Regions from separate parts of the Homo sapiens genome. Here region 1 is linked to region 2. The links are chromatin contacts, found by Hi-C or POLR2A ChIA-PET in ENCODE. All regions are on one chromosome and are shown on one strand. The core of a region is the stretch at or near the end of the contact, and the rest is flanking DNA. Distances in the headings are between cores, read along the strand shown.

The links. Hi-C counts contacts between places; a loop is a spot of excess contacts on that map. ChIA-PET counts read pairs that join two places held with the same protein, here RNA polymerase II (POLR2A). Pooled maps may share reads with other maps.
Region 1: a loop to region 2 is called in a pooled map, with 13 times the contacts of the local background. The contact joins the promoter of ZNF200 here to the promoter of ZNF213-AS1 in region 2. A Hi-C loop is called at or near these places in 1 of 37 single-sample maps with no recorded cell type and 12 of 50 pooled maps. POLR2A ChIA-PET finds 5 or more read pairs at or near these places in 4 of 52 experiments (Caco-2, MCF 10A, common myeloid progenitor, CD34-positive and 1 more).

What each region holds. Positions count from the first base shown.
Region 1 is chr16:3,232,132-3,237,458 of GRCh38, forward strand. ZNF200 (zinc finger protein 200) reads right to left here and starts at 3,027. Exons shown (of 5, transcript NM_198088.3): 1 at 2,856-3,027; 2 at 1,375-1,705; 3 at 702-790; 4 at 290-416. The coding sequence starts at 1,624. RefSeq lists enhancers at 3,066-3,125, 3,136-3,345.
Region 2 is chr16:3,133,434-3,138,935 of GRCh38, forward strand. It overlaps ZNF213-AS1 (ZNF213 antisense RNA 1), which reads right to left and starts at 1,449. Exons shown (of 6, transcript NR_110900.1): 1 at 1,197-1,449. ZNF213 (zinc finger protein 213) reads left to right here and starts at 1,596. Exons shown (of 6, transcript NM_004220.3): 1 at 1,596-1,954; 2 at 3,733-4,246; 3 at 4,985-5,108; 4 at 5,312-5,385. The coding sequence starts at 3,848. RefSeq lists enhancers at 1,177-1,346, 1,357-1,546, 5,031-5,502 and a silencer at 1,657-1,886.

The DNA.
Region 1 (5,327 bases), core at 1,777-4,276, 100 kb after region 2:
GAGTTCAGAAAATGGGTTCAGAACAGTTTCTATATCCACAGTTTCTATGTCTGCAGGTTTTCCCTACCTCTCCCCTCACTGCCCCCAAGATACAGGGAAAAATGGCCACCCACCCACAGCTGGAGTTCTGTGGCAAGGCTCTGCTACATTGAATAAAACAAAAGTAAAATAAAATGTGTGTGTGCACATAGGCTTACCAGGTGTGAATCGTCCCCCAAAGCTAAAGAGATGAAGGACATGCTTTTCCCAAAGCAAACAACCTGAACACACAAAGGCTGTGATTTCTTACCCAGTAACATCATTTCCCCGACACTGCTGTCATCTTCCTTCTCTGACGTGAGTTGTTGAGTAGGATCCAAGCTCACACATTCTTCCTGGCAGTGAAATACATTCAAATCCTCAAAGACCACCAGCTCCTGAAAGAGCAAGAGGCCCCTTTCATCTTAGTAACTGAGGTTCACTGACAGCCCTACTGGTAAGAAAAGCTGACACACAAAGATCAAGGGAAGGGATAGCAAGAGGGACCTATAAATCCCACAGAGGTGCAGCAAAGACAGGACAGCCAGGCTGAGAAGGGCTCAAGGAAAAAGCAGAAGAAAAACACCCAAGAAGGCCAACTCCTAAGAATGTGTTTTTACACACAGGTTGGCCAAGCACGGAAGGTGATGGATTCAGGCAGTAAATGGGAAAACCAAACCCACCTCAGGGTTAGCTTTCAAATACAGAGACACTGTCTCTTGTTCCTTTTGGACTCCTTTGGGCAGAAGCTTCACCAAGGGACGAGGATGCACTGGGGAAAGAGGAAGGTTTAGTTAGTGAAAAACTCAGTGACTCTAACACAGAGACTCCCCATACCGCGAGGCCAGGCTGTCCTCATTCCTTTGACAGGTAACTCATGGCCTTTTCTGCTCCTGTGAGCCCTTATAGAGTTCAAGCCATAAACTCTAGGGTCTTGAACCTATGGCATCTCCCTGTTATGAAAAGAATGACTTCTCTAAGCACCTTTCAGAATTTCCCATAGAGTATTACTAAAGGAGAGCTTAGGGCAACGTAAAGTGTGAAGATGCCCAGAAAAAGCACAAAATTTCTAAAATTCCACATCAACCTAACTCAATAATTCATCTGATTTATCCTTAAAAGATATTTCCCTCAGAATGTTTGGGTAAAACTGACACTACAGAAAGATGCACACTGTTTATTCTGTGGCCTTACTCACACCCAGCACTTGAGAAGAACTTCCTCTTTCCAACACTAGAATTGACTCCTTTTCCAATATACACCATCCTAACTTGAATTTATAACTAACACAGAAACCTATCTTAGACTCCAGTACCTCCTCCTCCTCTTCTAGTGAAACAAGCATGTGCTTCTCACCTCTGTTCTGAAGGCTTGAGCTCACATCTTTCATAATAACCAAGGTCTCCTTGACTTTCTGACTGGGCTGGACCAGGCTTGGCTTGGGCAAGAAGGTGAGGAAGTGCTCCAGCACTAGCTGGTGGATGGTCTTGGGCCCGTTAGTGGCATCTCGAAGTAGGTCTTGGCCCAGCTTGGAGTCTGGCGGAACTCTCAGTATAAAGGACTGCTTTGGCTTTGGGGGCATAGGAACCACTTTTGCAGCCATCATGCCTTGCAACCACACACCACACTCGTTTCGCGGGGCCTCCAGAGCCACCTCTTACTAGAGGAAATCTGCCAGAGAGCCAAGCTGTAGACAGAGAAACCAGGGATTACCCAAAAGACCAGGCACGGCATTACTGCACTCCAATATGTGGCATGGCTGGTGAGGCTACATGAGATCTAAAGAAAACGACAGCTGGGATAGGGAAATCATAACTGAAACGCAGTATTTGAACAAGATATGCTTAGGAAGATGTGAAAGGAAGATCCTGAGAATGAAAAACAGAGACTGTGCAAACCTCAAGTCCAAAGGGAAGGGAGTAAGGGTGGAGCGGAGAAGGCCAAGGTCCAGCCTCCTGAGAAATACAAAGTGTGGCCAGGTACCGGTGGCTCACACCTGTAATCCCAGCACTTTGGAAGGCCCTGGCGGGTGGATCGCTTGAGTCCAGGAGTTCAAGACCAGCCTGGGCAACACAGCAAGACACCGACTCCATAAAAAAAAAAAAAATTAGCTGGGCGTGGCGACACAAGCCTGTGGTCCCAGCTACTGGGGAGCTGGGAGGATTGCTTGTGCCCAGGAGGTCGAGGCTGCAGTGAACTGTGATCGCGCCACTGCACTGCAGTCTGAGCGACAAAGCAAGACCCTGACTCTAAAAAAAGAAAGGAAAAGAGAAAGGAAAGAAGGAGGAAGGGAATCAGGGAAGAGAAAGAAAATAAAAGGAAAAAGAAAGAAAAGACAGAAAGAAAGACGGTGTGTAAAACCCACCAGGAATAGGTTAAATCAGGCTTGGAGAAAGAGCAATGGGCTAGAAGACAGGAAATCTGGGGTCAATACCGAGGACATCTGCCTAAAAGCAGGTTGGTCACTGAATCTGGCCATACTGTACCCCTCGAACCGAAGCTCCCTCCGGTGCCCTTTGGGCGGGGAGGCGGTTGGTGACTCTCCCGGGGAGCAGATGCAAGGCCGAGGAGGTGTCCACACACCGCCTGCCGACTCCTCTCCGCCGTCAAAGCTCTGCTGAGAGCGGCAGGCGACATCCCACTAAGGACCGCCGGGCCAGGCTCACTCTGGGGCCTCTTCCGCTGGTCAAGGAACACCTTTACCGTAAAGCTCAGCGTGCGCCCCTGCCTGAGGCGCTCACCAGGCTCCCTACCCGGCCTTGCTCCCTCAGCAACGGACACGCTCCGCTCCCCAGAGGCGGCCTCAGCCTGGTTCCCGCCCTCACGGAGCCCCTCACCTCTCGGGGCCTCTGCAGCCCCTGAGCGTTTGCTGGGGACGGCTCAGAGACTCAGGCTCCGGGAGAGATAGAAAAACTAGGCGCGAGCGGTCGAGCCCTCCCCTCGCCCTTCCGAGTGCCCTCACAGGTCGCCGGCGACTATTCGTTCGCGCCGCCGCCAGTTGAGGAGAACGGCAGGGACTCGGTGCCTTCTGGGAAGTCGGGCGCTCTGCGGCTGTGACGTCACAACCGGTGCCTTGTTTCCGGTGCAGAAGCCTGGTCTCCCCGTTCGGAGCCGGCAGTCTGCGCTTGAGACGTTAAGACTTGAGACAGGCCAGAGGAGCTCTCAGGGCCGGAGGGAGGCCAGGACGGCTGTAGCCTCTCTGTGGTTCTGCCTGGAAGACGGAAGGCAGGTGGTTGGCTCTAGTCATCCACGACGGGCTGGCACCTCTCCAGCTGCGGCCAGTCTAACCCCAGGGCCTGCTGGGAAATGTAGTTCGAATGCAAACAACCAATGGACGACCGTCAGGCGCGGCGGTTGGGGCGGGGCAGGCCCCCCCACCGCCCCACCCCCCGCCCACCCAGCGCCCGCGCTCCCCCCACCCCCCACCCCGCCACCCCCCTACCCCGCCACTCCCCCACCGCCCTACTCTCCCCACCCCCCACCCCCCTACTCTCCCCACCCCCCACCCCCCACCCCGCCACCCCCCACGGCGCCACCCCCCAACCCCCACCCCCCTACTCTCCCCACCCCCCTACTCTCCCCACCCCCCTACTCTCCCCACCCCCTACTCTCCCCACCCCCCTACTCTCCCCACCCCCCCACCCCCTACTCTCCCCACCCCCCTACTCTCCCCACCCCCCTACTCTCCCCACCCCCCCACCCCCTACCCTCCCCACCCCCCCACCCCCCTACCCTCCCCACCCCCCTACCCTCCCCACCCCCCTACCCTCCCCACCCCCCTACCCCGAGGCTTAAAGGAAGCAAGCTATCTCTCCGACCGGAAAATCAAGACGCCTCCGCGGTTTCCGCCTTTTACTGCGGTTCTCCAGTAAAAAGACTGCGGAGGCGGACAGGGTGTGGCCGCCATGGGACTCCGCCCCCGCTCTGGTGACTCCCATAGGTTAGAGATGGGGCACCGACATTGCCCACTCCAGCTTGCTAACTTCTACACTGCTGTCCGCACCGGCCGTCTTGTTTTTAAAGACATCTTAATTGCCCTTCTCCTACTGTCTCGGTTTCCTTTCTCAATTTCAGCTTCCTACGGAGGCCGAACAGAGTTTTGTGTTTGTGCGTTGTATCCACACTCGGTTCGTTCCCCAGTGACGCACTGATCAGGGTTCGGACAACTTGTGGGCAGGGATGGCCTTATTTCTCGATGTAATACCAGCCTCCAGAAAGTTGACAAAAGTAAAAATATAAATGAATGCCTCTTCTTAAAGTTAATTATACCTGACTAATGGCTGACGATGGCTTAAAATATGTTACAAAGAAACGAGTATGAAAACTGTGTGGCACCAAGACATTCTAGAAAAATAAGGAATATCTGCCTTTTCAGATCAAAATTTACTAAAAAGCCTCCGTTAATCAAAGCATTATGGTTTGAATTATGAGGCAAAACAGATAACTGAGATGTCTTGAAGTAAAATATAAACCTGTGTGATTGTATTTTTTAAGAACTTTTTCTTGACTCTGTTAACAAACAAGAAATAGACTGGAAGATAATTGTAAAGATTAGCTACACAAAAGATTATACATTCCTAAGACAAAATGAACCCCTGCCAACTGACAAAAAGCAAAGGCAATGAGGAGCTCTTCCCGAGAGGAGGAAAACTAATTGGTCATTAACATTTAAAAAGATGCTTAACCACACTACTAGTCAAGATTATCACTTTTAAAGGGAACCACATTTTTCACCTATCAAACAATGAAGGTGGAGAAATAGGCACTCCTTTCGCTGGTAGTGTGGTGTGTGAAGTCATCTTGTAATATATATTAAAATTAAAAGTACAAGTATGTACCCTTTGACCTTCACAATCTCATCTGTGAATCTGATGTCTACAAATTTCTTGTAGAATTCTTTGTAGTGACAAAAACTAGAAATGACATGCATGTTCATACGTAAGGAAAGGAGTAAATTGGTGCATTCATACTCTGGAAATTACCCAGCTATGAAAAAGAATGGATTGGAACTATATGTACACCTGGAGGGATGGCCATAAAATATTACATGAAAAAGTTTCAGAGCTACATATATTATGCATAATTATATTTTTGGAACAAACAAAACACCTTGTGTATGTTTGTGTTGAGGGATACACAATAGATTATTAAAATGGTTACTCATGGGATGGCCAGGCGCAGTGGCTCATGCCTGTAATCCCAGCACTTTGGGAAGCCAGAGGTGGGCTGATCACTGGAGGTTAGGAGTTCAAGACCAGCCTGGCCAACATGGGGAAACCCCATCTGTACTAAAAATACAAAAATTAGCC
Region 2 (5,502 bases), core at 199-2,698:
CCGCCAGGCACGGTGGCTCACGTCTGTAATCTCAGCACTTTGGGAGGCCGAGGCGGGCAGATCACCTGAGGTCAGGAGTTCGAGACCAGCCTGACCAACACGGAGAAACCCCGTCTCTACTAAAAATACAAAATTAGCCGGGCGTGGTGACACATGCCTGTAATCCTAGCTACTCGGGAGGCTGAGGCAGAAGAATCGCTTGAATCCAGGAGGCGGAGGTTGCAGTGAGCCAAGATCGCGCCACTGCAGTCCAGCCTGGGTGACAGAGCGAGACTCTGTCTCAAAAAAAAAAAAAAAATATATATATATATATATATATATATATACACACATATATAATATATATTCACAGGCATATAACTGTCTGAACAGTAAAACTGTAAGAACACACTAAAACATGAATAGTACTTATTCCTGGATGGTCGTATTAGAAATGTTTTTTACCTTCATTCATTAAACAAATATTTACTAAGCATCTACCATGTGCCAGGCACAATTCTAGGTGCTTGTCATAGGGCATTAAAAAGTGTCTGCCCTCATGAACACTTATCGTTGAGTCGTGGGAAACACGTATATGTCAGGTAGTGATAAACATTAGGGAGAAAAGTTAACGCCGAGCACAGGTTGTTTACAGAGCTGGGGAAGGCCTCCTTGAGGGGGTGACATATGAGCAGAATGAGGGAGCAAGCCTTGTGGCTATCACGAGAAAGCTATCTTTATGGTTTTCCAATTAATTTTCTAAATTTTCTCTTCCAAGCATGCAACACCTACATAATTAAGACAAAACAAACCAAAAAAACTCTTTCCATTTATGAAAGAGATCTGGAGCCTGAAATCATCTCCGGGTCGAGGCGTGGAGAGAGTGGGAGAGGATCCGAGGGTATGGAAAGGACCCCGAGCCCCCCTGCTCTAGATCCCTCCGGGCCGTGGGACCCCTGACGCCCAGCAGCAACTCGTGGACAAAGCAGCTGGTGAGAGAACGCGGGACTCCGGCCAGGTCAGTGTCCCGCTTGCCGCGTCCTGCTAAGGCGACCCGAAGACAGAGGATCGCCGCAGGAGGCTCCGCGCCCCTTACCCGAGGGCACTTCCCAGCAAGCTCGACGCCTCTCCAGGGAATTGGGAGGAGCGGGACCCAAGAGGCTAGAAAAGAGTCTCCCCGGCCCGAGCTCCACGGCCCGCGGCCTTTCGGCCCTCACCTACTAGTTGGCAAAGAAAGACCGTGGCAGAAGGAAGAGGCCGCTCCAGCGCATCCCTTCGGGCGGAGCAGAAGCTCCACTTGTGGCTAGGCCATGTGCCCTCTCCGTTCCTCGGGCCAGCCTTGGCTTCCCCTTTTTGTCGCTCAAGGGCCAGGGTCGCAAGGAAATGTGAAAAAAAAGCGGAGACAAAAGAGAACGAGGTAAATCTAGATGCAGAGCCTCGCCTTTCCTCCCGGGTGCAGGTGTATGACGCGTATGGAGTTTCTGTCTTCTAATAGGCAGCCTGAGAATTCTTCCTGTTCATTGGCCATCGGTCATGGAGAAGGCGGGCTCAGTGGACGAACGGCTTTCTGGGAGCTGGGGAATGCTTGCGTAGCGTAGTTTCCCAGCGAGCCCCGCGAGGACTTCCGGCGCCGGGAGCTCGCGGCGGAAGTGGGATCTCCTGGGCCGTAGTGGGCGTTGTGTGTTTCGGGGGCGGGGGCGGGGGCGGGGGCCGGGGCGGGGACGGGGCCTCTGGCCGCCTGGCTCCAACATCAAGCACCGGGCTCCGAGTGGCCGGGATCAGCGCCCCGAGGCAGAGGCCGGAGGGCGCGCGCACTGCTAGGAAGTGCTGGTCCCCCGCGCCGCTCTGCCAGCTTGGTCCCCCGGCAGACGCCCCTGTACGATCGCCGCTCGCCCCGCGGGCGAGGCTGCGGTGGACAGCGCGGGGCTCCGGCTGGCTCGCCTTCCCGCCTGCCGTGTCCTGCTGAGCGACCCTGGTGAGTCCTGGCCCTCTTCGAGGAAAGTCTTCTTCGAAGTCACCAGAGGATGAGAATGGTGCGCGCACCTTTCAGGGGTCTTGTGAGGAGCAGAATAAATAAAGTGCTTAGGATGGACTAAAGAATTGGAAACAACCCGAATGCATCACTCGAGTATTGATTAAGAAACTAGAGCATATCCATACCGCGGAAGCTCATAGTGCCGCTAATGTCTGTGCAGTAAGGTCTCATTTATGTAGAAACACATCAAGCACCTTTTCTCCCCGCTATGGATGACTTTTTTAGTAAAAGCACAGGAAAAGGTCTGGGACGTCATTTGTCAGACTGTTAAGTCGGGGGGTACAATGGTATTGAGGAAGGGAGAGTTTTACAGATTTCTATATTGTTTGAATCTTCCCTTTTTTATTAAGATGGTTTGTATTTTTTTCATTTTCTTTTTACTTTTCTTTTCTTTCTTTTTTTTTTTTTTTTGAGATGGTCTCACTCTGTTGCCCAGGCTGGAGTACAGTGGTGCGATCATAGCTCATTGCAACCTCAAACTCCTGGACTCAAGCAATCTTTCCTCCTCAGCCTCCCCAGTAGCTGGGACTACAGGAGCCCCACCTGGCTTTTTTTGTTTTTTGGTACAGATGGCGTCTCACATTGTCTTCCCAAAGGGGTCTTGAACCCCTGGCCTCAAGCAATCATCCTGTGTCTGTCTCCCAAAATGCTGGGATTACAGGCATAAGCCACCAAGCCCGGCCAGTTTGTATTTTTATTGTTGAAACAAAAAATCGATTACTGAAAATTGCATAATACACTTTTCAGTAGAGAGTAACAATGTAAGGTATAAATGTGTCATACATTTATATGTACCTGTGGATAAATGGCTTTGGATGGTGTCTGTAAGCCCTTCTGTGACACCTCAGGGCCAGATGTGTTTTGGAATTCAGAGGTTTTCAAATTTGAGAAAGATAATATAGTGCACAGACGATATATCAAGCACATCTCCAGAGGGATCTGGGGCAACACTAAATAATGAAACATATCAGTTAAAATTTTTTAATTAGGCCGGGCGCAGTGGCTCACGCCTGTAATCCCAGCACTTTAGGAGGCCGAGGCGGGTGGATCACAAGGTCAGGAGTTTGAGACCATCCTGGCCAACATGGTGAAACCTCGTCTCTACTAAAAATACAAAAAATTAGCTGGACGTGGTAGCTGGTGCCTGTAGTCCCAGCTACTTGGGAGGCTGAAGCAGGAGAATCGCTTGAACCTGGCAGGCAGAGGTTGCAGTGAACTGAGATTGCGCCACTGCACTCCAGCCTGGGCGACAGAGTGAGACTCTCTCTCAGTAAAAAAAAAAAAAAAAGATATTTAATTGATGTATAATGTGCAATACAGAAAAACACACGAGTGGGTATAGCTCAATGAAATTTTATAAACTGAAGATATATGTTATTAATATTTCCACCATAATTTTGAACATTTACATTTAGTGGAATAAATTGAGATTATAAATATGCTTATATCAGGTCAGGTGGTGCTGCCAAATGAATGACATTGGGTTTTGCTGTCAAAGAGTTATGAAACACCCGGGTTTTGGATTTCTGGCTTTGGGATGAGAGCTTGTGGGCCTGTGTTAATAGGAGAGACAGTCACATGAGCAAGGCATTACAGTAAAGCCTAGAAAAGGCTTCAGGGCCATGAAAGGATGGGGACTGGATGGCTCTTCAGCCTGGGGTTTGCTCGTGTATTCCACATCCTTCCTCCTCAGTCCTGCCATTTTGCTCTTTCCCCAGGAGTACACATCCAGATGCCAGCCCAGCTACCACAGGGGATCCCTCTGGGAGACTGAAAGTACAGGTTCTGGGGCCCAGGTTGAAGCCGACCAACCCTGAGCCTCAGGCCAGGGGAATGGCAGCCCCCTTGGAGGCCCAGGACCAGGCCCCTGGGGAGGGAGAAGGGCTTCTGATTGTGAAAGTGGAAGATTCCTCCTGGGAACAGGAATCTGCCCAGCATGAGGATGGCAGGGATTCCGAAGCCTGCCGCCAGCGCTTCCGGCAATTCTGCTACGGGGATGTGCATGGGCCTCATGAGGCCTTCAGCCAGCTCTGGGAGCTCTGCTGCCGCTGGCTGCGGCCCGAGCTGCGTACCAAGGAGCAGATCCTGGAGCTGCTGGTGCTGGAGCAGTTCCTGACAGTGCTGCCAGGGGAGATCCAGGGCTGGGTGCGTGAGCAGCACCCGGGAAGCGGTGAGGAGGCTGTCGCCTTGGTGGAGGACCTACAGAAGCAGCCAGTGAAAGCCTGGCGACAGGTGAGGGGCCCTTCCACATCCAGGGGCACCTGGATGGTATCTGAGCTCGAGAGAAGTGGGTAACCTGCAGAGATAAGTCTCCCAGAGGCTCACAGGGTAGGGGAGACACAGAGCCCCCAGGAGCAGGCACACAAGCACAGTGTGCCATGGGTGCCTTTCTGAAAGATGCGATCCAAAGTAAATGTGATTTATTTTTTGTGGCTTTGGAAGGCAGCAATAGGGCTGAAGTGCGAATGTTCCAGACAGGAGGTTTTAGCTCCATGCAGGGTCTGCTGATGTTTATTTGCATTTTGCTCTAGGCCTGGCTCTGGGGACACAAGGGTGTGCATAGAGCCAGCTCCAGAGTGGGGCGAGAAGGTGGAGCTGTCCGGGGCCTCTGCTACCTTGTGGGATGTTGGGTCCTTCACATTGGATGCATCTGGGGAGGTTCTAATGAGTGGCTGGGGGATGGGGTTCTGCCTTTGGCAGGAGGGTCCCCAGCTACCCCCTTGCTAAGTGGCTGTGATTCTGGCCTTTCAGGGCTGGTTCTTGCCTCGTGAATGATCGGGGAGCATCCTTGGGCACACAGCATTACCTGGTATCACATTCTCCTCCGGACTTTTCCTGGGGCACCATATTGGTCTCCTTCCCACACCCCAGCATCCTGAGGGTCATGTCCTGTGTCTCCTTCCCAGGGAGTAAACTCTGTCTCCCCCGGTCTGGTCTCGGGCTGATGAGCATGTTGTGGTTCCTGCACAGGATGTGCCCTCGGAGGAGGCGGAACCCGAGGCTGCAGGCCGGGGATCCCAGGCCACGGGGCCTCCCCCGACGGTGGGGGCACGGAGGCGGCCGTCTGTTCCCCAGGAGCAGCACAGCCATAGCGGTGAGTAAGCCTCCGTTCTTGTGGACAGTCGAGTGGCTGGGCAGGGACCTAGCTTTGTCACCGGCGTTGCCCTAAGGGTCACAGGCAGGACAGCTCCCTCTGTGAAGTCCAGGGCGTGTGTGCATGCGCACAGGCTGGGGAGGCCATAGGCGTCGGTGTCAAGCCTGGGCTGGCCTTTCTAAGGCTCCATTCTTCTCCTTCAGCCCAGCCTCCTGCTCTTCTTAAAGAGGGTCGTCCCGGAGAGACGACGGACACCTGCTTTGTCTCTGGGGTCCATGTGAGTCACCAGTCCCTTTGTCTTCTTTAAGGCACTTGGCCCTGTTGAGTTTGTAAAATGGGACTTGCTGTCCCATCAGGCCTCTTTCATCTGACCCATCCTGTCCCCGCCAGTGCT